Linked DNA regions of Homo sapiens: region 2 is linked to region 1. A link is a contact called in ENCODE Hi-C data. All regions are on one chromosome and are shown on one strand. The core of a region is the stretch at or near the end of the contact, and the rest is flanking DNA. Distances in the headings are between cores, read along the strand shown. Region 1 holds the start of ATPAF1 (ATP synthase mitochondrial F1 complex assembly factor 1). Region 2 holds the start of CMPK1 (cytidine/uridine monophosphate kinase 1).

The links. A loop is a pair of places that touch in the nucleus more often than their neighbours do. Pooled maps may share reads with other maps.
Region 2: a pooled map shows a loop between it and region 1 (4-fold over the local background). The contact joins the promoter of CMPK1 here to the promoter of ATPAF1 in region 1. A Hi-C loop is called at or near these places in 9 of 50 pooled maps.

The regions. Positions count from the first base shown.
Region 1 is chr1:46,665,847-46,671,013 of GRCh38, reverse strand. ATPAF1 (ATP synthase mitochondrial F1 complex assembly factor 1) reads left to right here and starts at 2,650. Exons shown (of 9, transcript NM_001394565.1): 1 at 2,650-2,957. The coding sequence starts at 2,692. It also overlaps the pseudogene NENFP1 and a transcript of TEX38 not described here. RefSeq lists enhancers at 2,201-2,350, 4,146-4,674, 4,675-5,167 and silencers at 2,863-3,033, 2,461-3,080.
Region 2 is chr1:47,331,743-47,336,909 of GRCh38, reverse strand. It overlaps CMPK1 (cytidine/uridine monophosphate kinase 1), which reads right to left and starts at 3,120. Exons shown (of 6, transcript NM_016308.3): 1 at 2,794-3,120. The coding sequence starts at 2,964. RefSeq lists enhancers at 1,998-2,057, 1,574-2,377, 2,378-3,181 and a silencer at 2,568-3,207.

The DNA of each region.
Region 1 (5,167 bases), core at 1,401-3,900:
GACTCCTGGGGGTAGATTTTTCCCCACACAGCAACTAATCTCCCTGGACTCAAGACTCACTTGAGTCAGGAACTTGCTCACCACCTCCTGAGGCAGCTTGATGCATTTATGGGCAGCTCAGTTAGAAAGCCCTTCCCTAATTAAGCTTAAGTCAGCCTTCCCAGTATGTTGCACCACTGCTTGTAGCTCAGCTTCTTAGCACCATTTTAATGACTCCCCTCTTTATAGTCCTCCAATGTGTGACTTAGGGAACTATTTAGCACAGAATTCTCTCCAGGGTCCACTTACCCTTGTTCTCCTCGTATATCACTGGCCCCTACTTTCCAGTCTCCTTTGCTGGTTTCTCCCTTTTCCCCTGATCTCTAAATGTAGGCATGTCTAGGGCTCAGTTCTTAGTGCTCTATCTACATTCATTCCATCAGTTATCTCACCCAGACCCCTGGCTTTAAATATCACTATACACTGACAGTACGCAACTGTATCTCTCCAGCCTGGAATGCTCCTCAGAACTTTAGACTCATACCCAAATACCTGGTTGACATCCCTCCTTGCCAGTCTGTTAAATTATCCCAAACCAACATGTCCAAAACCAAACTCTGATTATCCATCCTCCAAAGTCTACCCTACCTACAGCCTTCCTCCTCTTCATAAGTAGTATCTCTGTCCTTCGGGTTGTTCAGGCCAAAAACCTGCAAGTCATCCTTGACTCCTTTCATTCTATCACACCCACACTGACTCCATCAGCAAGATCTTTAGGCTTTTATTTCAAAATATAACCAAAATCTGGCCACTTTTTTTTATCACTATCACTTTAGTCCAAGTACCACCATCTCTCACTTGGATTACTGTTCCCTGTAGGGTGACCAACATCCTGGTTTGCCCAGGACTTGGGGTGGGTTCTCAGGACATGGGGCTTTCAATGCTAGAGCCAAGAAAGTCCTAGGCAAACTGGAATAAATTAGTCACCCTTGGGAGAGTTTCCATCCTTGCCTCCACATATCCTAAATCCCACCAGCAGCCAGCATGATCCTTTTAAAAAGTAGATCATGTTACTCCACTGCTTAAAACATATAGTAACTTCCGATCTCATTCGATTTAAAATCAAAGTCCTTAACCAAGGCCTAAGCAATCTAACTAGCCCTCCCTATACCTTCTTGGTCTCATTTCTGCTGCTGTGCCCTCACTCATTCAGACTCAATAACCTCCTCATCAGGGCCTTTGCACTTGCTGTTTCCCCTACCTGGAAGGCTCTTCCCCCAGCATTCCCACATTACCTTCAGGTCTCTGCTCAAGTGTCCCCTTATCTCTATCTCTCTTGGCCTGCTGTTTTTCTGCATACCATGTAGCATCACCTAACATTATATATTTACTGTCTGTTTCACTCCACTAGAATGTAAGCTCAATGAATTAATATAAACAAGGATCTAAGAACTTCAGATAATGATAACTGCTATAAAGAGAATGCAATAGAGTGATGGGATAAAGACTATAAAGAGATGGAGGGGTTGTCATTTAGGTCCCTTGGAGGTGCTTACATGTGAACTGAGCCCTTAGATGATGAGGAGGCAGCCACATGCAGATCCACAGAGAAAACAGCAAGTGTTAGGAGTGTGAGCCAGGTATGGGCTGGCATACTTGAAGGACTTATTCATCTTCCATTACACTGTTCCTCGCACAGGGCAGGGCTCAGGGCTGATCTCCATGAGCATAGGTTGGATTGAGCAGAGTTGAAGGCTCTGCCCCTGTCCCAGGAGGGGCTTCAATCAGACAAAACCCAGACAAGAAGGACCTGATGATGAGTACTGTCCCAGAGAGCCCACTCCAGGACTGGCCCTGTTCTGTGAGCAGGTGGGACACAGAGATGTTAATGTCACTGTCCCTGACCCTAGGAGCTCACACCTGGTTCAGACGGTAAGGAAGATTGTGGCATTTGGGTTGAGAGAATGGAAGGAGAGAGGATTCCAGGGGTCAAAAAGGGCCTGAATAAGGACTCTTCAAGGAGTAATCCTGGTGTTTCTTTGGGAGAGAATAGGTCACTGTGGCTGGAGTTCAAGGAGGATGTCAGGAAGCAGAGGAAAAGGAGGCTTGGGAGGCAGCTGCCATCTTGAAAAGAGCTCAGCTGTCGGGTAGAACTTGAACAAGTCACATAATTACTCTCGGCCTCAGTTTCCTTATTTGTTAGATGAGGATAATACTGCCACACAGAGTATGAAGCCGCTCAGTGTCCTGCACATAGCAACCTCAGTAAAGAGAAGCTTGCTGCTGTGATTATAGTTGATGAAAAGACCTTCGATGCTGAAGGACGGACTACTACATCGAGTGCCTGGCACTACAGCGAGTGCCAGGGGCAAGCACCGCGAGGACATGGAGATCCGCTGGCTTTAGAGAACGGACTTGGCGCGCAGAGGCTGCTGGTCCCAGAGGGAGGAAGGGCGTTGAATTTGGGCAGCCTCCCTGGAGGAGGCGGGCCGTGGCATACACAGGGCGGCGAGAGCGCGCAGTGCCGGGGCCAGAGCGGCGCGCCCCCTCCTCCCCGCCCCGCCTCGCCGCTATCCCGCGCCCGGAACCTTGGGCGCGCGGAACCTCGGTGCCGGAGCGCGGGCGCGGCGCACTCGGAGCGGGATGGAGCGGGCGCGCGGGCCGCGGGCCGAGGCCGACGCGCCTGAGGAGGAGGAGGAGGCGGGGGCGGCCATGGCTGCTGTGGTGGTGGCGGCTGCGGGTGGCGCGGGACCGGCGGTCCTGCAGGTGGCCGGTCTCTACCGGGGCCTGTGCGCGGTGCGCAGCCGCGCCCTGGGCCTGGGGCTCGTGTCACCCGCGCAGCTGCGCGTCTTCCCAGTGCGCCCCGGCTCGGGCCGGCCCGAGGGGGGCGCCGACAGCAGCGGGGTCGGGGCCGAGGCCGAGCTCCAGGCCAACCCTTTCTACGACCGCTACCGCGACAAGATCCAGCTGCTGCGCAGGTGCGGGCCTGGGTTGGCTGGAGGCGGGCAGGAGGCGGGAGGAGGGGCGGCCCGGGCTGCTGGGCCTTAGGACAGCCCTGTGAGGTGGGCACTAGTACTGTCCCAGCTCTTCAGATGATGTAGCCAGGCTCCGCGAGGCTAGGTCACTTGCCCAAGATCACACAGCTAATTGGTGTCAGAGCTGGGAGTCTCTGCAAAGCCCTGGCTCGTTCCACGTTTGTCTGCTTTGGTTCTCCAAACGCTAAGGTGGACTCTTATGACAGCCCTGAGGCAGGCAGCTCAGAGACACCTGTCCTCATTATAGAAATGGGAAAACGCCTTCTAGAGAAGGGACTTGACTTGCTCAAGGTCACATATTAAGATAGCTGAGGCCTGGCTCAGAGCTGGAGTTCCCAGGCTGGTGGTAGCTTAGGGCCTTGACTGCAAGGAAAGGCGACTGGGGATGGGAGGAGGGCATCAAAGACTAATAGTGTCACAGTCGGATCACCCATTGAACCCTCTTAAGGAGACTGAGGATCAGCGAGAGTAAGAGACTTGCCAAAGGTCACACAGCTGTTTGGGATTTGTCTGACTCTGAGTCCAGGGTCCCTAACACCACCTCTTAGCTTCCAGAGGGAAGGATCTGGAGCTTAGAGGGGCTTAAGGTGCATATGAGGGGCTATAGGAGCATCTGAAGAGTTCAAGTGGGAAGAGCTAAAGGAGATCAGAGGTGAAAATTAAAGGGGCTTGGGAGAGAATTTAGCAGGGTAAGAAGGTAGTTGTCTTATGAAAGGAAACCAAAGACTTAGTACTGTAAATTTGAGTTCTGTCTCATCTCTACTTCCACTGCCTTAATCTACTCCATCATCGTCACCTGGGCTGTTGCCATTATCCTCTAACTAGAGTTCCCTACTTCCATTCCTGGACTACTTTACCCCAGTTCCTCTCACTGCTACTGTAGTGATCTTTCTTGCCATTTGAAACAGTTATGCAGTAAATGAATGAGTATTTTTGCTCTCCTTCCAGCAGCATTGAGATAGTCTCAAGTATTTGTCATCTTAAAAGCCTTTCTTTGATGTACATTCCCCTCCAGGCTTCTCTCGTTGATCTGTATTTGATCTGTTTTACACACAAGCATCTCTGAAGAGTTGTCTACTTGTACTTTGAATACTTTATCAGCATCCATTTATTCTTACCCACTCATGAACAAATAAATAACTGGTTTTACCGTCCTTCCCCACTGGATCATTCCCATCAACATTTACACATACTGTTATCCCCCCACTGACCTCTAAATAACATCCAAACTCCTTAATGTTTCACACAAGTTCCTCATACCCTAGTCCCTGCCAGTCTCTCTCTAGTTTTATCTGTTAGCAAACTTCCTTTGAAAAAGAATGGAGAGGAGGGGATGTTCCAGGTAAGGGGAGCAGCAACATAAACAAAGGTACAGAGGCATGAAACCACCTTAACCATTTGGGGATGTTTGAGCAAATTTTCATCATAATACCTGTTGTACTTTCATTTGTTTACTTTTATGCCTGTCTCTCCCACTGGATAGTGAGCTCCTTGAGGTAGGGAGTCTGACTTATTTATTTCTATATCCTCAGATCCCAGCAACAGCTTCACTGCCCAGGCTGTCCCTTGCCCTCTCTACCCCTTCACTATGGCAGGCCCAGTTGCAGCTGTAGCCACTAGCAGGGTTGACCCTGGTCCTGGTACAGCCCCCAGGGCTGCTTGCAGCTCTGGCCAGGCAGGTGCCATGCCCGACTAAGCAGAAACCCCTGGTGAGGCTCTTTATTGAGGAGGAGCCGGCCCACTACAGAGAGAAGAAAAACATCCCATCTACATGACAGTGAAGGGAGTGGTGTTTTATGTCACCTCCAGAAAGGAATTTTATGGAAGAAGGGGCCCCCTATAATGCATTGACCAGGAAAGTCCACCAGAGGGATAGCCAAGATGTCCCTGGGTCCTCCAGACCTCACCCATGAAACTCTGGGTCTCATGGCCAAAGAGCTGGAATCCCTGGATGATATCTTCACCAAAGTGTACAAAACCAAATATCCCATGGTTAGCTACACAGTCTGAAGAATTCTTAATAGGGACAGCACCCCAGCCTGGACTTCAAACCTGAAGACCAACCCCATTTTGACATAAACAATGTGTTCTGTTGTTTCATCTCCAAGAGCAGCTTCTTTGGAGGGTAGGTTAGGGAGATACTCAGATGCTAA
Region 2 (5,167 bases), core at 1,871-4,370, 670 kb before region 1:
AGCATACTGTATTTAAATGCATTCAAATATAACACGCATAAAGTAATTTAAAAGAAAAATACTATTTTGCAATAAAAATAACCAGGCCAGGCATGGCGGCTCATGCCTGTAATGCCAACACTTTGAGAAGCCAAGGCAGTAAGATCCCTTGAGTCTGGGAGTTCGAGACCAGCCTGGGCAATATAGTGAGCCCTGGTTTCTACAAAAACCTGAAAAAAAGTTAGCAGAGAGTGGCAGTGCACACCTGTCATCCCAGCTACTTGGGAGACTGAGGTGAGAGGATGGCTTGAGCCCAGGAGGCAGAGGTTGGAGTGGGCCAAGATGGTACCACAGCACTCCAGCCTGGGTGACACAGAGAGACTCGATCTCAAAACAAACAACAACAACAAAACCCACCAATAAAAATAACCAATATAATAAGATCAGGAAGTTTAAAGTAGAGGTAATAAGATCAGAAGTTTAAAGTGGAGAAAAAAACTATCTGCATCTGTCTCTGTGTGCCAGATATTTTACCTCATTTAATATTCACAAATACCATACAAAACAGCCATTTCTATGTTTTCCCTTTTCACAGGGAACTAAAGGCAACAACATCTCTGGGCCTAGAGAAACAGTAAATGGCAGAGTCAGGGTTTGAACCTATATCTCTTTGACTCTAAAGTCTTTGCCCCTTCCCCCATCATGCTATTTAAGAAAGATCACATATACTAAACAAAAATTTGAAATCACTCCCACTTTTCACTTGCCATTTATTTATTTATTTATTTATTTCTGAGACGGAGTCTCGCTCTGTCGCCCAGGCTGGAGTGCAGCAGCCAGTCTCTTTACTTTTTAAAAGACAAGTGACAAGGCCAGGCACGGTGGCTCATGCCTATAATCCCAGCACTTTGGGAGGCTGAGGCGGGCAGATCACGAGGTCAAGAGTTCGAGATCAGCCTGGCCAACATGGTGAAACCCTGTCTCTACCAAAAATACAAAAATTAGCCAGGCGTGGTGGCGCACGCCTGTAATCCCAGCTATGCAGAGGCTGAGGCAGGAAAATCGCTTGAACCTGGGAGGCGGAGGTTGCAGTGTGCTGAGATCGCACCACCGCACTCCAGCCTGGTGACGGAGTGAGACTGTCACAAAAACAAAAACAAAAACAAAAAAACAACAAAAGAAAGAGAACCAACAAAAAAAAATTTTTTTAAGAGGATGTAAATGTTATGTATTTTTTTAGTTGGACTAGTTCCACTTTGACACCTAAAATGATTTTTTTTTTTTTTTTTTTTTTGAGACGGAGTTTCACTCTTTCGCCCAGGCTAGTGTGCAGTGGCGCGATATGGGCTCACCGCAACCTCCGCCTTCCGGTTTCAAGCGATTCTCCTGCCTCAGCCTTCGGAGTAGCTGGGATTACAGGCGCCCGCCACCACGCCAGGCTAATTTTTGTATTTTTAGTAAAGACAACGTTTCGCCATGTTAGCCAGGCTGGTCTCGAACTCCTGACCTCGTGATCCGCCAGCCTCGGCCTCCCAAAGTGCTGGGATTACAGGAGTGAGCCACAGCGCCTGGCAAAATGATCAATATTTATAAATACATCTGTCCAACACATAATGACTTGTTGAACTCATCTAACTTTCTCTGGATGCTATTTAGGGAATAAAATACAGGACAGGAGTTGATTGTTATGAACATATAAGGAGAGAAGCAAAAGCCCCATGCTAATATTGGCCATATCCTAGAAGAGGAGGAAATTATAAGTTCTAGGTCAAAAAAACTTTTGTTGGTTACAGGGTTTCAGAGTGATTTCACTAGAGGCCACCAATGGTCGCCTCTTCTGTTTCTAGATATCCTGTTTTCCTTCTTTCCCAAGCATTCCCCAGATTGTCCATGAAGCCTTTTTTTCCCACAGTGTCAATGCAGCTAACCAACCATACATCTAGCTCAAAAATTGTTAAAAGAATTGAACTGGTAACCTGTCTCAAAGCAAAAGAAAAAAAAGTAACAGCATTTTACATTTGGGAGGTGTTTTATATCCTGAGAAAATCTGGGTTCAGAGACTCTTTTTACTGTATTACAAGGGCTAACTGAGGCTGGGAGACAGGAAGTGACCGAGGGCCGAGCGTGAGTTGGCAGCAGGGCCAAAGGTTGAAGCTTGATCTCAGAACAGCACTCCCGGCTTTCCCCATCCCCGACCCGGGCCGAGCCTCAGGGCTGGCTCCGCCCTAAAGCTTGCGGGGACGGGGCTCGAGAGTGCCAGCGGCAGCCCACAGCACGCCTAAAATAACACCCCGCCCCACGGGCCTCCTTTCTAGAGTAAAGACACGTTCGGTGACAGTGCGGAGTTTAGGGAACCAGAGGGAAGGCGCGGAGAAGAAAAATAGGTCTCTCCTTCAGACAACTGTGGGCGCACACGGCCTCTAACCCAAATCCGCGCTCCTGCTGCCTTCACCTGCCACACGATCAGCGACACGCTAACCTCTGCGCGCTGGGGGACCCCCAAAGGTTGGCCTCCGGGATCCCTCTCCCAGCCCACTCTAGAGACGAATCTGGTCCCCAAAATGTAAGAAAAGAAGGGGCGCAGGAACAAAGCGACCTCAAGCGGTGGCCCCCAAGGCGGGCGGGCGCGGACTACAAGTCCCGGCACGCCGCGCGCCGGCGGCCCTCGGCCACTGCCACGCGGGCGGCGCGGTGGCCGCCGGGACTCGTAGTCTGCGGCTCGGCGACTCCGCGGGGCGCGGACTAGGGGCGGCGGGACAGGCCGGCCCGCATCCCGTCAAGCCCCAAGGAGCCCGCCTGCTGCCCGGGCCTCACCTCGACGATGCGGGCGCACTGGGTCCCCTTGCCGGCGCCGGGGCCGCCGAGGACGAACACGACCAGCGGCTTCATGAGACGTGGAGAGCAGAGGAGAATCGGCCGGCGGGTCTGCAGCAGGAAGCTAAGGCCCAGGACGTGGAGCAGCCCGCTGCGGCAGCGGCTCAGCATACACCGCGCCTCGGCCGGACGCTGAGGGAGCTGACAGCGGCCGGCGCGGCGCGGGGCGGGGCGGGGAGGCGGCGGGAGAAAGGGGCGGGCTGAGCCGGCGCCCGCCGCGGCCCCGCCGCCGTGGCTGCCCGGGCGTCCGCGGCCCTGTCGGAAGGGGAGGAGCTTCGCACGGCGGCGGCGTCTCGGCGACACTCGTGCGGTCCGCGCCAGCTTTCCTCCAACCCTTGGGTGGTTATTAGTGCTTTCTGACTGCAGATATTTTATCCTGCGCCCTCAAGTGTCTGGTGCTGAGCTGGAGGCTGGGACGTGATCCGCGGGAGAGCAAAACCTATTGTCTCTGCTCGCAATGAGTTTCCATTCCAGCCAGTGAGGTATGGGGAGGTAGCCAGTGTGAATGAGTAAACACCAGTACATACAAAAGGCAGTACGATTTTGAAGAAATAACAAGTAGGACATAAGATGGCCAGGGTCGCCAGAGAAGGCTTCAGAAGAGGTGACATTCAAGCCAAGACAAAAGGATAGAAAAGAGCGAAACCAGGCAAACACCAGGATAGAGTGTCCCACAGAGAAAAGCATGTGCAAAAAATCTAAGTTGGTTTGGCATGTTAAAGCAATTGAAGGAAGGCCTGGCTGGGCGCGGTGGCTCACGCCTGTAATCCCAGCATTTTGGGAGGCTGAGGCAGGAGGATGGCTTGAGCCCAGGAGTTCGAGACCAGCCTGGACAACATGACGAGACCCCGTCTCGACCAAAAATTTAAAAGCCGGGCACCGTGACCCGTGCCTGTGATCCCAGCTACTGGGATGTTCACTTGAGCCTAGGAGCCGTAATAGCACCACTGCACTCCTGCCTAGGTGACAATGAGACTGCTTCAAAAAAAAAAAAGGAAAAAAGGCCAGTGACAGTGAGACCAGGGCTGAGTCAAATGAGGGGAGAATGGAAGGTGAAAAGTTGAGAAAGTGAGGTCGGTGGCAGATCAGGACTTTTGATTATGGAAAGGAATTTGGGCTGTATTCTAACAGCAATGGAAGCCCTTTAACTCCGTTCGCCTGCCCCCTTCATTAGGGAAGAATCTTAAGGGAGAAGAAAAGGAGACGTTCAAGAACTGAGCCTTGGTGCATACAGGCCTTTAAAAGGCCTTCTGGCCAACGTTAAGAGCTCATTTGATATTTGAGGTAACGGATTCAAAATAATTGAAGATGTTTGGCCATTCAGGCACAGGCAGAGAAGGCAGCTTGTTGCATTTACTGAGGGTTGGGATTTTGCCTGGCAAGTACAACAGAGAGAGGGGGCCAAGTGATGAGAGTGTTTGGAAGAGAATGTTCATGATGCTGTGTGTAGAATCAAAACCATACAGGAAAGCAAATAATGGCACATGAAGCCTGGTAGTGGAGGGGTTGGAGGGTGGTGGGGAAAGGGACCAATGTCTTAGAGCATTGGCCCAAGAAAGATTGCAGTGGGGTATATGAGCAAGTGCTCTGGCAGTATGGATGCTGCTGGTCTGAGTGGGATATTTGGAATTGAAATGTCCCAGCTTCTGAGTTTCTGATGATGCCAAGGTCCAGGGTGAGACCATGGGAATGGAAGACTGAGGCAGAATGCATGTCCTGTTTTTAGAACTAAGAGTCCAGGGTGTTAGATTTGTCGTACAGGTACAAGTTCAAGTCAGATAGTGCTGGAGTGAACAAAGACTATGGGAAAGGAACTAAGCTGTTTAGGGCAGAGTGACCAGGACGTTAGTAAACGAAAGCAAACAGGAGAGGAAGATAGTGGTATAGCCCTCTGTCTGACCACCCCCATTCTCCTTTTTCTTTTGGTGGTCCTTTCTTAGCTCACTCAGCATTTTCTGGCTCTTCCCCATCTCTACTCTCTCTCCTTGCTTTCTTTTTGTTGTTGTTGTTTTTACTTATTCCCATCCTTCCTACCCTTCTTTTCCCATTTATAAGTCCCTCCCTTCTCCCTGTCTCTTTTCCTGTCCTTCTCCTCACCTACTTGCCTTTGTTTGCCCTTCTTTTCCATTCTCCCTTTAATTTCTACCTCTTTCCTCTCCACAACTTCTACCTTTTCCTTCCCACCATAGAAAGGAGAATGGGATATTTTTTATTATCACAGCTGGAAAAAAATTTTTTTGGGGGGGATAGAGTCTCACTCTGTCACCCACGCTGGAATGCAGTGGTGCCATCTTGGCTCACTGCAACCTCCACC